Regions from separate parts of the Homo sapiens genome. Here region 2 is linked to region 1. A link is a contact called in ENCODE POLR2A ChIA-PET data. All regions are on one chromosome and are shown on one strand. Each heading gives the region's core, a stretch centred on a gene start or an enhancer-like site at or near the end of the contact. The rest is flanking DNA. Distances are from core to core; before and after follow the strand shown. Region 1 overlaps GATAD2B (GATA zinc finger domain containing 2B). Region 2 overlaps ARHGEF2 (Rho/Rac guanine nucleotide exchange factor 2).

What was found. ChIA-PET counts read pairs that join two places held with the same protein, here RNA polymerase II (POLR2A).
Region 2: POLR2A ChIA-PET joins it to region 1 with 10 read pairs in activated B cell. The contact joins two enhancer-like sites. POLR2A ChIA-PET finds 5 or more read pairs at or near these places in 2 of 52 experiments (activated B cell and activated CD4-positive, alpha-beta T cell).

What each region holds. Positions count from the first base shown.
Region 1 is chr1:153,852,817-153,856,127 of GRCh38, reverse strand. All of the region lies in intron 1 of GATAD2B (GATA zinc finger domain containing 2B), which reads left to right. It also overlaps the pseudogene LOC645965. Among named protein-coding and RNA genes, the nearest start is that of GATAD2B, 68 kb to the left of the region's middle. Within about 2 kb of position 1,652, at least 4 of the 41 ENCODE cell types and tissues checked have a DNase peak (open chromatin) inside an H3K27ac peak, as active enhancers do.
Region 2 is chr1:155,960,524-155,963,834 of GRCh38, reverse strand. It overlaps ARHGEF2 (Rho/Rac guanine nucleotide exchange factor 2), which reads left to right. Exons shown (of 22, transcript NM_001162383.2): 8 at 652-902; 9 at 1,117-1,242; 10 at 1,613-1,730; 11 at 1,926-2,174. Among named protein-coding and RNA genes, the nearest start is that of MIR6738, 11 kb to the right of the region's middle. RefSeq lists a silencer at 1,563-1,857 and an enhancer at 1,114-2,313. Within about 2 kb of position 1,719, at least 29 of the 41 ENCODE cell types and tissues checked have a DNase peak (open chromatin) inside an H3K27ac peak, as active enhancers do.

The sequences.
Region 1 (3,311 bases), core at 403-2,902:
GTCAAAGAGTTGGCAGTCAGAGGAGTAGGCCTGATACTTGAAGATGAGGAAAGTGGCCATGAACCCAGCAGAGTAGATTGTCTGTAGCAGGGAACAGCAGGACAATGGATTTTCCTCTAGAGACTCCAGAAGAAATGTAGGAGCTGACTGGGCACGGTGACTCATGCCTGTAATCCCAGCACTTTGGGAGGCCAAGGCGGATGAATCAGTTGAGGCCAGGAGTTCGAGACCAGCCTGGGCAACATGGCAAAAACCCATCTTTACAAAAAATACAAAAATTAGCTGGGCGTGGTGATGCGCACCTGTAGTCCCAGCTACTCCCAGTCCCAGAGGCTGAGGTGGGAGAATCGCTTGAGCTGCAGGAGGCAGAGGTTGCAGTGAGCCGAGATCATGCCACTGTACTCCAGCCCAGGTGACAGAGCCAGACCCTGTGTAAAAAAAAAATATATAAAATAAGTAGGAGCCATACTCATACCTTGAATTTAGCCTAATTAGACCCATTTTAGACTTAATGACTTTCTGAATGAAAGGTAATACAATTTGTATTGTGTTTAAGCCACTAAATTTGTGGTAATTTATTATAGCAGCCATAGAAAACTAATAGTAGGCTGGGCTCACGCCCGTAATCCCAGCACTTTGGGAGGGGGAAGGTGGGTGGATCACTAGAGGTCAGGAGTTTGAGACCTGCCTGGCCAACATAGGAAAACCCTGTCTCTACTAAAAATACAAAAATTAGCCGGGCGTGGGGACACCTGTCTGTAATCCCAGCTACTCGGGAGGCTGAGGTGAGAGAATCACTTGAGCCCAGGAGGCAGAAGTTACAGTGAGCTGAGATCTTGCACTCCAGTCTGGGCAACAGAGCAAGACTCTGTCTCAAAAACAACAACAACAAAAAAAAAAAACAAAAAGAAAGCTAATGCTACAGTTACGTTTCAAAAAAATACGGACAATCTCCTATTCAACCACAATACCATTATAACCAACAAGATTAATAATAATTCCCTAATATTATTTAATACTTAGTCCATTTGAAAATTTACCCAGTTCCCCATAGTATCTTTTGTAGCTGTGTTTAAACCAAGATTCAATCAAAGATTATACATTATATTTGATTATGTCTGTAAGTCTCTCTTAACCTAGAACAGTCTGTATCACCACCTCTTTTTTTTTATATCAACTTTTTTGAAGAGACCGTGCTCATTGATTTGAAATATGTTCCACATTGTAGATTTGTCAGATTGTTTCCATGTTAATTGTCTCAATGCCTGCAGTGAAAAGTTTGATCCCTACGGTAAGGTAACAGCAAGATTGTTCCATTGTTAAGATGTGTTTTTCCTTTTGCAATTAGTCGTCTGTGGAGTTATTTTGTTTATATGAACTGAACTAGTTCTTATGAAAATAAATGTTAAATTTCCAGACCAGCATATTTTATAATGGCAGTATAATAGACTATATAACCTAAAACACTTCTGCTATTTCATTACAAAACACCTAGTAATGCTGGATGAAATGTAACAACTATTTTTTAATTTTTAAACAAACTTTTAAAAATGTATAGCTAGTTGAGCCTGAAAGAATTAAGGAAAATTCTCAGGGACTGCAAATGAAAGAGGAACTGAAAATGAGCAGTATGCATGTTACTTAATGCTGTGGTATTTCTGGGTGCTTTGCCTAGTCTCAGTTACTGAAAGGCTTGGTTTTTGTTTGTTTGTTTGTTTGTTTTTTGAGACGGAGTCTTGCTCTGTCGCCCAGGCTGGAGTGCAGTGGCAAGATCTCGGCTCACTGCAAGCTCCACCTCCCGGGTTCACACCATTCTCCTCTCTCAGCCTCCCGAGTAGCTGGGACTACAGGTGCCCACCACCAAGCCCAGCTAATTTTTTTGTATTTTTAGTAGAGACGGGGTTTTACCATGTTAGCCAGGACGGTCTCGATCTCCTGACCTCACGATCCGCCCGTTTCAGCCTCCCAAAGTGCTGGGATTACAGGTGTGAGCCACCGTGCCTGGCCTAAAGGCTTCGTTTTAATGTCCATGAGCCTTAGGCCTGTATGGAACAGAGTTAGAAATGCAAATCTCTATATAAAGCAGGGAGCCTTGAAGGTTCATACTCAAGAGAAAGGAAGGGACCACAGAAAATTCCATCTACTAGTTTGAGGAAACAAGGAAACTTCTGTGTCTCAGCTTGGGCTCTGGCTGGGGGTAGATGGGAATGTCTCCTGAAAATTTATGTTTGGACTCAAGAATATACAATAAGGAAAGGATCAATAGGGCAAGGATAGTCCCTCCAACAAATGTTGTTGGGAAAAGTGGATATCCACAGCAAAATAATGAAATTATCTTGTACTGTACACAAAAATCAACCCAAAATGGATTAAAGAGTTAAACATAAGACCTGAAACTATAAAACTCATAAGAAGAAAACAGGGAAAAAGCATTATGACATTGGTCTTGGCAATGATTTCGTGGATATGACATCAAAAACACAGGCAACAAAAGCAAGTGGAACTGCATCAACCTAAAAAGCTTCTGCACAGCAAACAGCAGAATGGAAAGGCAATCTACAAAATGTGAGGAAATGTTTGTGAACCATATATTTGATAAGGGGTTAATCTCCAACATATGTAAGGAACTCATACAACTCAGTAGCAAAAAATATATGTATATTAAAAAATAGGCGCTTCACTGCCGTCCGTTGATTTATTTCTCCAGGAAGAAAAATGGCATCTGTTGCAGTTGATCCACAACTGAGTGTGATGACTCGGGTGGTCAACCTGCCCTTGATGAGCTCCACATATGACCCCATGTCCTCAGCCCATGTCAGTACAAAGGACCAGTGTCCTACTTGAAGTCTGTGTGTGAGATGGCAGGGAAGGGTGTGAAGACCATCACCTCGGTGGCCATGACCAGTGTGCTCTGCCCATCATCCAGAAGCTAGAGCTGCAAATTGCAGTTGCCAATATCCGTGTCTGTAAGGGGCTAGACAGGATTGAGGAGAGACTGCCTATTCTGAATCAGCCATCAACTCAGGTTGTTGCCAATGCCAAAGGTGCTGTGACTGGGGCAAAAGATGCTGTGACGACTACTGTGACTGGGGCCAAGGATTCATCACAGGGTTGATGGACAAGACCAAAGGGGTAGTGACTGGCACTGTGGAGAAGACCCAAGTCTGTGTCAGTGGCAGCATTAACACAAGCTTAGGAAGTCAGATAATGCAGCTCATGAGCAGTGGCTTGGAACATGCGCTCACCAAATCAGAGCTCTTGGTAGGACAGTACCTCCCTCTCACTGGGGAAGAACTAGAAAAAGAAGCAAA
Region 2 (3,311 bases), core at 470-2,969, 2.1 Mb before region 1:
TCAGGTGTGGTGGCATGTGCCTATAGTCCCAGCTACTTGGGAGGCTGAGACAGGAGGATCGCTTGAGCCCAGAAGTTCGAGGCTGCAGTGAGTTATCATTGTGCCACTACACTCCAGCCTGGGCACCAGAGTAAGACCTCATTTCTGGAAAAAAAAAAATAATAATAAAATTTTTGAAAGATAAAAATGAGGGCCGGGTGTGGTGGCTCATGCCTGTAATCCCAGCACTTTGGGAGGCCGAGGTGGGGAGATCACGAGGTCAGGATTTCGAGACCAGCCTGACCAATATGAAGAAACCCCATCTCTACTAAAAATACAAAAATTAGCCGGGCCTGGTGGTGCGTGCCTGTAATCCCAGCTACTCAGGAGGCTGAGGCAGGACAACTGCTCGAACCTAGGAGGTGGAGGTTGCAGTGAGCTGAGATCGCGCCATTGCACTCCAGCCTGGGCAATACAGTGAGACTCTGTCTCAAAAAAAAAAAAAAAAAAAGATAAAAATGATTAGAAAAGTATCTAAGATCATAATAATGCAGAATATTAACCTGGAATGGACCTTGAAAACCTCACGTGAACTGTGAGGTCCTTATCCTAGGGCCCCACGAGTTTTAGCCAAGCCAGGGTAGAGGCCAAATGTCCCAATGTCCCCCACAGAGCTAATCCAGACAGAGCTGCACCATGTGAGGACACTGAAGATCATGACCCGCCTCTTCCGCACGGGGATGCTGGAAGAGCTACACTTGGAGCCAGGAGTGGTCCAGGGCCTGTTCCCCTGCGTGGACGAGCTCAGTGACATCCATACACGCTTCCTCAGCCAGCTATTAGAACGCCGACGCCAGGCCCTGTGCCCTGGCAGCACCCGGAACTTTGTCATCCATCGCTTGGGTGATCTGCTCATCAGCCAGGTGGGAAAAGGCAGGACCCCTGGGTGACATTCATGGAAGGAGGTGTGACTGGGTTGGGCATTTCTTGGGTCCAAATTCTAGGGGTTGGAGGGGAGCCAGGGAGAGCTGGAGAAACAGGAAGCCAGCCTGTTTGGCAGGAGGCCAGAGGTGTGTCCAGTGGGTAAAGTGTGGCTTTGGGGGAATGCTGACCTAACCTTACTCGACCAACTTCTAGTTCTCAGGTCCTAGTGCGGAGCAGATGTGTAAGACCTACTCGGAGTTCTGCAGCCGCCACAGCAAGGCCTTAAAGCTCTATAAGGAGCTGTACGCCCGAGACAAACGCTTCCAGCAATTCATCCGGGTGAGCGGACCTCTCCAGATCCCATGCTCATGGCCCAAACCCACCCTCCCCAACTCATGGGGGTAGTGCCTGTGAGCTGCACCCACATGGAGGTCAGGCATTCGCCACCCGTGCAGACCATCCATACACAGATCCTGTCAGCAGTAACCCCTCAGAATGCTAGAGCACGTTGTGGTAGTTTCCCAAGTACTTTTTGCTCCTTCAGTTGGTCCTCACAACAAACCTGTGGCGTTGTTATCCCCATTTTCCAGATATGTCACCTAGGCAAGCATGAGGTAAATGGCCACGCCAGGGCCAGCACCAGAGCTCAGGCCCCAGGCCTTTCTGTTGCCCTCCCCTCTGGCCCTGAGCCCTGCCTCCTCCCTTGTAGAAAGTGACCCGCCCCGCCGTGCTCAAGCGGCACGGGGTACAGGAGTGCATCCTGCTGGTGACTCAGCGCATCACCAAGTACCCGTTACTCATCAGCCGCATCCTGCAGCATTCCCACGGTGAGTAGGCAGGCCCAGGAGAGGGCCACTGGGAGACGGCCACCTGGGGTGAGGAAAGGCTCGGTATGACCACAGGAAGGGTGGGGTCGGGTGTGAAACCCTGGGCAGCCTCTAAAGGTGGAATCAAGACACGATGGGAACTGGGGTGTGAGTGAAACTGGTTGAGCCGTTCCCCATGCCAACCCCCGGTGCCAGGGATCGAGGAGGAGCGCCAGGACCTGACCACAGCACTGGGGCTAGTGAAGGAGCTGCTGTCCAATGTGGACGAGGGTATTTATCAGCTGGAGAAAGGGGCCCGTCTGCAGGAGATCTACAACCGCATGGACCCTCGGGCCCAAACCCCAGTGCCTGGCAAGGGCCCCTTTGGCCGAGAGGAACTTCTGAGGCGCAAACTCATCCACGATGGCTGCCTGCTCTGGAAGACAGCGACGGGGCGCTTCAAAGGTCAGACCTGCTCGGCAGACTAGGCAGGAATTCAAAGTCAGATGGAGAGTGGGAGATGCCTGCAGGTCTTAGAATCAACCTCTCTTGGCCGGGTGCAGTGGCTCAACGCCTGTAATCCCAGCACTTAGGGAGGCCGAGGCGGGCGGATCACGAGGTCAGGAGATTGAGACCATCCTGGCTAACACAGTGAAACCCTGTCTCTACTGAAAATACAAAAAATTCGCCGGGCGTGGTGGTGGGCGCCTATAGTCCCAGCTACTCAGGAGGCTGAGGCAGGAGAATGGCGTGAACCCAGGAGGCGGAGCTTGCAGTGAGCCCAGATTGCACCACTGCACTCTAGCCTGGGTGACACAGCAAGACTCCATCTCAAAAAAAAAAAAAAAAAAGAATCAACCTCCCTTTATGCAGCCCATACAACAGTGAGACTCAGTGGGAGAGAAAAATAGGATCTCTGTGGCAGAAAAGCCTGAATTCTGCAGTTAACTTTATGGACCATACAGGGCCTTCCCTATCAGTATTTTATAATTTCTTTGGTCCTTGCATGCCTAGAGAGCTACTAGTTTTACTGAGGAAGACAAAGAAGCTCTCAGACTGGAGGACAGGATCAGTTGATTCCCCCAGCTGGAATCCCAGCTACCAGGGATGGGAGTAAGCAAGAGCTTTGGGGAGCGCAGCCAGAGGAGGCCCAGAGGAGGGGACTGAGCCGGTGAAGGACAGGCAGGGAGGAGAAGAGACAGCAGGGCAGAGGGAGCAGATCAGGGGCCAGGGCACACTTTCCCAGGCTCTCTTTCCAGAATTTGTCTGCACTGGCAAAGTCTTTCTCACCTAAATCAAAGCAAGAGAATAGCAGGCCTTGGCTTTGGGGATGAGATGTGAGGGACAATAGGAAACTGTGATACCTGAGGCCAAAGCCTGCCTGAGCCTCTGTACCTGTGTCATGAAATCCCTGCTCCCTGGGTTTGGATATTGTCAGTCTTCACCAGCCTCTTTCCTTTATCCCTTTCTCTCCTTCCCATCTCTCCCACGCAGCAGCTAAGAATATAAACCATGGGGGATTAAAAATAGCAAGGCTGGAGAGTGTTATTTCTGAAGCATTTAGCAAAAGCCCTCCCCTTCTGTGTGCCCACAGTTTAGTAA